Regions from separate parts of the Mus musculus genome. Here region 2 is linked to region 1. A link is a contact called in ENCODE Hi-C or POLR2A ChIA-PET data. All regions are on one chromosome and are shown on one strand. Each heading gives the region's core, a stretch centred on a gene start or an enhancer-like site at or near the end of the contact. The rest is flanking DNA. Distances are from core to core; before and after follow the strand shown. Region 1 overlaps Pde4d (phosphodiesterase 4D, cAMP specific). Region 2 overlaps Pde4d (phosphodiesterase 4D, cAMP specific).

Region 1 (5,016 bases), core at 2,004-4,503:
AACAAACAAACAAAAAGAAAACCTTTTTCTAATGAGAATTTCAATGTTATTTAATGTTTGGGATGCTTTATAACATCTACATACTTACAATGTTTCCTTCTATGTGACTTCGTTCTTTTAAATGGCTTCCTCTGAACACCGCTATGATCTATTGCAGCATCTCTGTTGCCCACCCACCACCACAGGTTAAGGGACATTCTCATGTACATGGCCCACACCGTTTCCAGCAGTCATTCTCAAGAACATTATCATGTATGTTCCCATATTGAAAACCGATTGATAGCCCCGAGTTTGGCCTTCAGAACCACACAAACATCTAAGGAAAAAAACCACCACCACCACCACCAACAACAACAACAAAAACAACTGATGGCATTGGGGGTGAGGTTTCAGCTCAGTGGTAAAGCTCATGGCCAGCTTGCAGAAGGCTCTGGTTTCAATCCCAGCAACACAAGACCAACCAAAGAACTTACTGAGGATTTTCTATGTCCCACACAATGAGACCAATGCTGCTTATATGGAGCTCCAATAAGGTCATGCAGATCCGATCTACCTTTGCAGCCACAAGCTGAGTTGCTAACACACTTTGAACTGTCCTTTTCTGTCTCCTATTACCCGGTCATGCTTCCATATCTCAGTCTTGTTGATTTCTGGTTTCAGGTAATGTTCCCCTAACGCCCCTACAGAGAACACCATATTCTTTCCTGTTTTGTTGTCGTCATTTCTTTTTCTTTTTTCTTTTTAGACCAAGTCTCACTAGGCTGGTACTCTCCCAGTGTAGACAAAGTTGTCTTTGTGGAGATCCACCTGCCTCTTTCTGAGTGCAGCAATGAAAGCCAGGCCCAGCCACCATATGCATTAGAAGTGCTAATAGCAAGCCCAGGGGCTCACATATGTTGATTGCTGCCCCTCCCCCAAACCAGAGCCCTCACCCCACGCCCAGAGTTCCCCAGGCAGAACTGTCTGCATCTCAGTCTCACTCATTGTGCTTTCCCTCCTGCCTTGTGAGTTCTTTGAAACGAGCAGTTACGCTTTACTGTGTTCCCCACGATTCACAAGGGCTAGAAAGTGAAAACGACCATTGACCAGATGAACAATCCCAACATAGAACGAATACATTCTGGAGACGAAGCGTTGTGCTCACCACTAACTTAAGCTCAGAACTGAACAGGGCTGTACTTGACCTTTGGCTTTGCCAGCTAAAGGAACCTTCAGCAGCATTCTATTCTTTCAACTAACAAAGTAGCCAAACCAGACTCAGACGAATCACAGTTGAATTGATTATGGCATGTCCTTTGTCTCTGCTGTTGTAATTCCACGTACAAGTACAGGTTCTACCAATTCCTGGTGAAAAAGTCAGGTAGTGTGTGTGTGTGTGTGTGTGTTTATAACTCAATTGTCTAAACAAAAGCCTGAGACAGCAATGCAAGCTATGAAGCAAGCAAGGAAGAAAATGGCTTCTTACTAGTCTATTAAATACTTCAGCTAATAAAAGAGCCATGCATACATGTCGTCAGACAAATCTCATTTTCACTAGGAGTCTTTTTATTAGGGAGGCAGGGTGCATAAATTAACTGTTTTAGCTTTAAAAAAAAGTCAGAATACCTAGGCATTCATTATATATATATATATATATATATATATATATAATTGTATATTATATATATATCAAATGTATAAGCAAAGGCCACCAAACAGCCTGTCTATAATCGTGAGCATGTGTAATCTTTATTAAATTTTCATTAAAGTTATTAAGCATGAAGCATCAGCAACATTTCAGGCACACCCAGAAAGAGCCCACTGAGCACTCCTCTGGAGTGACAGGTCCCTTGGCACTAGATTTTCTCTTACTACAGGACAATTTAAAAGGTGATACCAGAAAGCCAGTGATGAGGGGGCGGGGTTTCTCTGAAGATGGCTCGCTCTGCTGTGATCCTTATGCACTTTGCAGTTCATTGTCTCCTCAGCACCCAAGACGCTCTTACACAGGGATCTCATTTCTTGAAGGAAGCCCCACCATATATTATTTTAAATACATGTGAATATATAATATAGTATATTTTAATAAATAATATATCCTACTCTTTTTATCACGTATATGCATGGGACACAGAGACTAAAAAAGATCTAAATAATTACTAGTATCATTACTATCACACAAAAAAACAAAAAAACCCTACAACTTGGCTCCTTTTCTTTAATAAGGTGAAAGTGCTTAAGCAAATGGCCCACATCCTAAGAGAAACCATTGTTCTCTTAAATACCTTGGGTTGGTTGTGCTAACAACTTGTCAAGTAGACCTTCAGTTTTGCTTTATCCTTCAGAACAATGACAGCTGAAGACCGAGTTTCTTCCCGCTGTGTTTTGACTAACTAGCATTTGGATACTTCACTTTTAATCCTCGGGCTTCCTGACTGACAGAATTCTATTCAGAGTAAACATTCTTTTCTTGATGGGATCAAGAGCATCCAGGTTAAAATAGTTCTAAGTGGAATGGCCAGTGTTTTTTCTGGACCAGAACTCTGTGTACATGGCTTTCTGCCTGTCACTTTTCCTGTCCCCTCTACAGGGACAGAGGGAGTGTGTTGTTTTGATATAAGACCTTAGAGACAAAAGCAAAAGCCATTGTTTTAGGCTGGCTATCCCCCTACCTCTAGAATCACTACTAGATGTTATTCAAATAGCTCTAAATATGAAGGCATTTCCAGTGAGATATTGGCCCAAGACATTTTTGTGATTTTTAAGTCCATAATAGTCTAAAGCTACCTGCTACTCAGAAATTAACATTCTTTCATATTCCCTGTGGTGTCTTGTAAGCATACATTTCTTTAAACTTACTATTCTATCTAGTGTTTGCTTGTTTATGGTTGGGGGTCAGGGTTTAAGGCTTGGGCTCAGAGCAAGGATGAGGAGTTATTCCCAGTTCAGCCACAAAGTAGTGTTTTCTCTCAGCAGCCTTGGTTTTTCTCACATTTCCAATAAAGACATCCAAATAGATTTCCTTTGAGGTTTGTTGCTGCATGAAAATTCTCAATTGAATATGATTACATAAAGAAGATGATAATAGTAAACTTAAGAAGCGTAGTGCAGGTGATATTGAGGATGACAAGGTTCTGAGAGGTGGCTGCACTGCAGTTAACTTTCTTAACCTTGGTTTAAAATGAAAGGAACGTTCAAAAGTACTTTCTGTCCCGTCATCATGACTTGGTCCCCACACTCTCAGAGCTTGGGCATTTTTGCCTCTCTGCTGCCCTCTACTGGCCCCACATCCTCTTTGCTTCTGCTACGAGTAACTGGCTCCGGACCTAGGTTATACGTGATACAGGAAGCATTGAAAATGTGTGGGTGTTACCGCCTGGAACAAAAGCATCCCGAGACGTTCGGAGTGAGAAATGACAGAAGGCCACCGCAATCCTCTGTAACCTCCACTCTCCCGTGCCAAAACAGGGGTTAGGAACAAATGGGAAGCGAGGGGACAGAACTGCCCAACGGAATACTTGGGGAGCCACTTATGACCTGATGACCGGCCTTTACCCTTTCTGTAACTTATCTGCTTGCATTCTTGCAACGGTTCTGAGTGGCAGGTACTCATATCTCTGTTCTCTAGTTAGAAATTAAAGCTGGAGAGAATTGGGGTTCACCCTTGCAGGTTTTATCTGAAAGTGTCCCCACTGGCTTTGCAACAAAACAAAACAAACAAATAGACAAAAACTCCTTTCCACCCCTCCCAGGACGTGATCGTAAGGATAGATGAGCCCCAAGCGATGTGTCATCTTTTCTGGGTATCTCAAATCTCAGACAGTCAAGTATCAAGTCTCAACACCAGGATCATCACTGTTCTTGTTGGTAGCTTTTAGGTTTTTCAAGCGTACTTGTTTTTCTAGATTACTGAGAAAAGAGGCCTTTTCCCTGCCCATGTTCCCACCTCGGTTTGCAAAGCTTGGGAAGTAAATGAGACTTTCGTCAGTGGTGTGTGTGTGTGTGTGTGTGTGTGTGTGTGTGTGTGTGTGTGTGTGTTGTCTACAGTGGTCTGTAACAACGCAGCTGCTCTAAGCAGTTAATGACAGCTAATTAGTTTGCCATTCTAGATAAGCCCCAGGTCACAAACTAGTAAGAGGTACAAATGAGGCCTTCTTCACCATAATTGCCTAATTCCAGCAGATAATGATTTCCTCTCAGTGTTATGTAAAAATTGCAGAGACAACCCAGGGACTGCTTCAGTTCTGTGACCTTGAGTGAATAGACTCTCCCTTGAGTTTGGTTTGGGCACCGGCAAAGTGCTGTGGGGGAGGGGAGGTACACTGACCACGGAGAAACCAAGATTGCTTGTTGGTCACGAATCATTCCACCAGTATCCTACATTGTTTTTTTTTTGGGGGGGGGGGAGATGGTCGCCCTACCTACAAGGTAGATACAAGTACCCTCAAGGCAAAAGCATCAGAGAAGAAAAGAACATTGCCTTCTACTCGCCCCCCCCCCACTATGATTTGCCTATTGTGCACGAAGGGGGTGGGGGAAGCTCCTCTCCAGAGGGCTGCACTGTGTGTCTGAGCAAGGGTCTCGGGTTCCATGGAGTTGCGCTCACTAAGAACTCCATGCATGTGCTCACAAAATATGCCCTCAGCACCCCCAGGAAGTAGCACAGAAAAGAGGGACCCATTCCACCCGTCCATCTTTGTTTCGCCCTTTATACTGAATCTGAGTTTCTAAACAAACCAAAACAACAAGAACAGAAAACAAAGAAACAAATAAAGCGAAATGAAACAAAACAAACAAAACAAAACAAAACAAAACAAAACAACAACAAACAATTTGTTCCTTGGAGAATTCATTTTAGTAGGGAGGAATTTCTACTATTATTCTTTTGATGACAATCAAGACCCAAAGTGGTGGACTGTACACATAATAAGCCAGGACCTTGTGACATCATCATAAGCAGATGAGACAGAGAGAACCAATAGCTTAATAGTTATTAAAATGTGACCCCCCCACACACACTTGATGGAATTCTCAAGG
Region 2 (5,363 bases), core at 491-2,990, 46 kb before region 1:
TATATGATATCCTTTGATAACACACAGCCCAAATCCCTCTATGGGTACTTAGCTCTCTCTCTTTCTGCTCTCACAGGAAAGACAGGCTAGATGTACATGTTCCACACGCTGCTCTCTCTATTATGCATGTATAATGTATATTTTGGAGAGAGATGCTGTTTATCGCGTCTTCCTTTTCAAAAGGAACTCAGTCTTTGGATGAGGAGCGAGCTCCCTTCCCGCATGCGTGTGCCTGTTTCTCTGCTGCCAGTGCATCTGACAGGGAACTTTCACATGATGCAATTTATTAAACCCATGCTTTCTGCCAGATTCTGCTTTAGTGCAAATGCCCTTTTGTTTCCGAGGCTCACATTTCCCAGGCTCAGAAGGGATTCTTTCTGGTGTGACTGGGAGATACGGATCTGAAAAGCAGGTCAGCAAAAGATCCCATGGACTTGGGAAGCTGCCAATCAATGCTGTAAAATAAAGCATGTGGCCCGGGGCTGCTGATATCATCAAACCCATGCTATCTCCTTCTCTTAGTGCTAGGGGAGGTGAGGGTGGAGCCTGCCTACAATCGGTAGAGGCAAAGAAAAAGGATTAGGTTAAATGGGAAATTTCTAAGAGTCACATTTCGCCATTTAAAAAAAAAAAAAATGTTTTCAAAGTCTGCCTAACTCCAAGACCTTTTCCAGACTAGGTGGCCTTTGAATTCAGCGTGAGGTGATGTTCTTAGGACTGCCTCTGGAAGCTGACATCACACAGCCTAGCGCGGACCCTTTCCAAACCTTCAACTTTTGTCAGTTTTTTTCAGTCAGACACTCAAAAGCTCTGAATAGTGTGTGTGTGTGTGTGTGTGTCTGTGTGTGTGTGTGTCTGTGTGTGTGTGTGTGTGTCTGTGTGTGTGTGTGTGTCTGTGTGTGTGTGTGTGTGTGTGTGTGTCTGTGTGTGTGTGTCTGTGTGTGTCTGTGTGTGTGTGTGTGTGTGTGTGTGTGTGTGGTGGAAAGTGTGGGGAGGAGAGGTTTACTTTGCAGTAGCTCTTTTGAAGTGTTTAATTCCTCTCTTGTAATCTGTGTGTGGACACACAGTGTAAGCTATCAGTTTGGGTTCAGCAATTCTGTTCTCATTGGCTGATGTTTTCCCCTGTGGCTCGGGGCTTCTGTCCAGCAGCTGGGTGGCAAAGTTTGTTTTATCTGGATTCAGAAATGTTAACAAATTAAAATCATATTCTCTCTCTGTTTTCTCTGTCTCTCTCCCTCCCTCTCTCCCTCTTTCTCTCTCCCTCTTCCTCCCTTAGTCCCTCCTTATCTCTCCTTAATGCTCTCATTTAGGTTGAAGGAGCCCCTGCAGCTGTGTGTGTGTGTGTGTGTGTGTGTGTGTGTGTGTGTGTGTGTGTGTGTGTGCATGCTCAGGGGAGCACTGTGTGTCTGCTTTTCTTCTTCTTTTTGAAAATACAGGAAATGCACAAAAGAAAGACAGTTCGGTTGGAGCCACTGCTTCCCCTCAGCGCCTTTCCCTCCCCGCCCCCACTCCCCAGCACCGGCTTTTAATTTTCAAAAGCACTGCAATTGCTTGGTGTGGTTTCAAGAGCTGGGGTGCCATTCTCCCTGATGATGACTCTGCTGACGTCAATGGCATTCTTATCGTGCCGAGTGCGACATCAGAAACCAGCCCTCAGAGGCTCCTCTTATTCACAGCGTCTGGGCTCTCAGCAAAACGCGGACCGGATTTCAGCAAGGCAAGGCTCCTTCGTTCCAGCAAGCCAGAGTTGTGCTCTGCAAAGCAGCCGCCTTAGTCTGTGGCTTGTCAGTTAGGATCCTGTCCTCTAGTGTCCTCTCCTTCAAGGACCCAAAGGGGACAAGATTGCTGAGTAGAATGTAGACCTCCCTCAGCTTGCAGATCCGTGTTCCGTGCTTCTGATCCCAGGATGGAAGCCAGCCAACCCTGCTCCTGGTCTGTCTTTAGGGTTCACTAAAGCTTTTGATAGAAGATTATTTTCTTATACTGTGTTGCAGGCTCAGTCCTTGAAGTGATCTTGGTTTTTACTCTCTGAATCAGAACCATATTGACTTCATACTGCAGTGAACACCTTTTCCTTCCTTTTCATAAACATTTTGTTTAAGAAATAAGATTGTGGGGATGAAGAAAATAACCATAGCTCAGTATAAAACGGTATCACTGTGAACTGAACATTTTACTGTCAGTGTAACTGTTGGAGAAATCTCACTGACGTGCTCAACTTTCAAGGGACGCACTAGGTTCTAAGTTCAAGTTCGTTATTCATTTCCTCCCCGGGAGCTGCGGACTGCTATTATGCTGCTAAAGAAACAGCCTCTGTTTGCAGTCAAGTTTATTAGGGTTCAACTCTACCTTCAGATTTCAGATTTGGCTATAGCTCAACTGGAAGGCTGTAAAGACCCAAGGACACTTAGCATGGCAGGATGGTGAACACCTAATCTAAGCAGGCATTGCCTGTCTGACATCAATACAGATGAATCAAATGTTGGTACAATCACTTCTCTAAGATTGCCAAACTGCCTATAACCAACTTAGTAGGAGCAACTGTTCAGAAGAAACTCTGTTTAACACCTCAAGGTAGAGCTATTAGTTCTGTGTAGAAATATTTAGAATCCTGACACTGAAGGATGCCAGCCTGTACTTCACTCAACCCTTCTGCATTCATATGAGGTACTGAAGCCCAAAGACGGTTGTATGGTGTATTCAAGATCACACAGTCATTACCCCCACAAGACTGATAAAAAACTAATGCTCACACTGTCATGGTATTCCAGTGCTGATCTTTTAAAATAAAATAAATGTTATTTTTAAGCTTGTTTTCTTTCTTTCCTTCTGTATTTCGTGTGTGTGTGTGTTGTGTGTGTGTGATGAAGGTGGGGGAGACAGTTGGTAAACTGACTGTGGGCTAGAGGATCTGAGTTAAATCTGCAAAAGCCATGTTAAAATTCAAGGTGTGGTAGCATCTGTTTGTGCTTGCAATCCTAGCTTAGGGGAGATAAAGACAGGAAGGTACTTGGGGCTCCACGGCTAGCCAGTCTCCCTTTGTTGATGAACTCCAGACCAAAAGGAGACACTGCCCCCAAAGGAATTGGATGGTTTTTCTGAGAAGGACACCTGAGATTGTTGTCTGGTGTCCACATACATCCACAGGCACACACATGCACACAGACACACACATGCATGCAGACCACGTATCTTAAAAGGATAAGAGGCAGGGCTGGATGTGTTGCTGATAATAGCACTCAGGAAGTTAGGTAGGAAGATGCTAGTCTAGCCTACACAGTGTGACTGTCTCAAAAACAAACAAACAAACAAAACAAAACAGAAGTAATAATCGATTTGATGAGTTCTGGAAAGAAATGGTAAGTTTTCCTGGATTCTAAAATACATGAAAAAGAAAGAGAGAGAGAAAAAAAAGAAAAGAAAAGAAAAGAAAAGAAAAGAAAAGAAAAGAAAAGAAAAGAAAAGAAAAGAAAAGAAAAGAAAAGAAAAGAAAAGAAAAGAAAATCCATGGGCAGCTCAGACCCAGTGTCTGCTCGTGTACTAGCCAGCCCCTACTGCTACGGACTAAATACTATGATTGACTTGTTCCCTAATTCATGTCATTGCTTGACTGGTGACCTGTATTTGTACTGCTTTGCCCAAAACTTTTGCCTCTTCCTTGGAGGGCTGTGGCTACCTCCATGAATCTCCCCCTGATGCTTTTTGCTCTTGGCACATGTATCTTATTCTGGTTCAGAATGGAGAGATGTGGCAGGGCTGAAAAATGCTGGCTTTAGGGGCAGGCGGACCTTAGATGGAGACTTGCTTGAACTCACTTGCTACTGTGTCATTTCAGAATCTTTCTTAATTCTGTGAGCCACCGTTTTCTGATCTCTTAAGTAGAAATGAAGGCTTCTGCGTTGTGGGTTATTTAAAGAGTTAGAGAGGATGTTTACTGAGGTCTGTCACAAGGTGTGGCACACAAGAGAAACCCAATACAGAATAATGGCTTGGATGAAGGCTTTGTTGTTTGTTTGGAAAAGGAGAAGGAAAGGAATAGGTGATATTTTCTCCCTGGCACTAAGAGTCAGCTCTTCCGTGCCACTGAAATTAGAGAACACTGTTCCTTTAAGACTTTTTATTTTCTGCTGAGAAACTAATTATCTAAAGCAAATATGAGAGCATCAGCCTTGCATTATGAGTTTCATAAAACATAATGGAATGCATTCTGCACTGAGTGTCTGATTACTCTTAGATGTCAAGTTGATGTAAAACCTAATTGTGCTCTTAAAAAATCCTTCAAGGATTATTTAGAAACTGGTCTGTGCGAGCTCTCTCTGAGTCAAACTGTCAGTGTTCACCTGACCGTTAATGAATTGTGTGCACTAAGCTAGCTTCATTCCTTCACCCGAAAGATAGATCCAGATTAAAGACCTTGGACTCTGGAAATCCTAATTGTTTGTGAGATGTTGAGCCATCCCATAAACCGGTGGTCCTCAACTTTTCCTTCCTATTGCTAATTTCTTTTATTATAGTTCCTCATGTTGTGATGGCCCCAACCATAAAAATTACTCCTATTGCTACTTCATAACTGTAATTTTGCTACTGTTATGAATTGTACTGTAAATACAATTCTTTCTTGTTACCTTAGGTGACCCCTGGGAAAGGGTCATTTGACCCCAAAAGGGGTCATGACACACAGGCTGAGAATCACTGCCATGAAATATATTTCACTGTAGACTAGGCAGCCGGAAAATTAACTCATTTTTATTAATAATGAGATTTGCATCCATCCAAAAGTGCCTTTCCCCCTTTGCAGTTAATAGTTTAATATAAAATTGTCATAAGACTTAACTCAGAAACACGTGGTGGTCACCTAGGCTTAAGTTGGCTCGTCCAGATTTCACAAGCAAAACCAAAATCCATCTGCATAAGTTCTAGACTGGATGTGAATCAGGGAAGCCAGACGTTGTAAGAGGAGAAGGATGTATGACTCACAGGAGGGTATTCATCTTTGTGATTTAGCCCTGGACTGGTGTATCAGAGGAAAGGAACTCATTGTCAACAGATCATTAGCCCTTACCTATCCAATACAGATTTGCCCCCTACACCTTAGTAAACTTTAAATAGTTAATATCTCTTCTTCTTCTTCTTCTTCTTCTTCTTCTTCTTCTTCTTCTTCTTCTTCTTCTTCTTCTTCTTCTTCTTCTTCTTCTTCACTCAAGCCATCGCAAAGCATGTAATAGTCACAAAAGCCAACCCCCAACCACTAAGGGAGGTTTAATACACACCTAATCATTCAACTCCCTTCATTAGGGATGCTCTTTCAACCTATGCCCCCAGCTTGATGGTCTGTGTCAATGTGAGGAGTAGACTGCATTTTC

What was found. A loop is a pair of places that touch in the nucleus more often than their neighbours do. ChIA-PET counts read pairs that join two places held with the same protein, here RNA polymerase II (POLR2A).
Region 2: a loop to region 1 is called in a map of heart, with 6 times the contacts of the local background. The contact joins two enhancer-like sites. A Hi-C loop is called at or near these places in 14 of 37 maps with a recorded cell type or tissue (Patski, T-helper 17 cell, gastrocnemius and 4 more). POLR2A ChIA-PET finds 5 or more read pairs at or near these places in 3 of 5 experiments (all embryonic stem cell).

What each region holds. Positions count from the first base shown.
Region 1 is chr13:109,774,529-109,779,544 of GRCm38, reverse strand. All of the region lies in intron 7 of Pde4d (phosphodiesterase 4D, cAMP specific), which reads right to left. Among named protein-coding and RNA genes, the nearest start is that of Mir1904, 130 kb to the left of the region's middle. Within about 2 kb of position 3,253, at least 2 of the 3 ENCODE cell types and tissues checked have a DNase peak (open chromatin) inside an H3K27ac peak, as active enhancers do; they include gastrocnemius and heart, where a contact is called at or near this core.
Region 2 is chr13:109,818,844-109,824,206 of GRCm38, reverse strand. All of the region lies in intron 7 of Pde4d (phosphodiesterase 4D, cAMP specific), which reads right to left. Among named protein-coding and RNA genes, the nearest start is that of Mir1904, 82 kb to the left of the region's middle. Within about 2 kb of position 1,740, at least 3 of the 3 ENCODE cell types and tissues checked have a DNase peak (open chromatin) inside an H3K27ac peak, as active enhancers do; they include gastrocnemius and heart, where a contact is called at or near this core.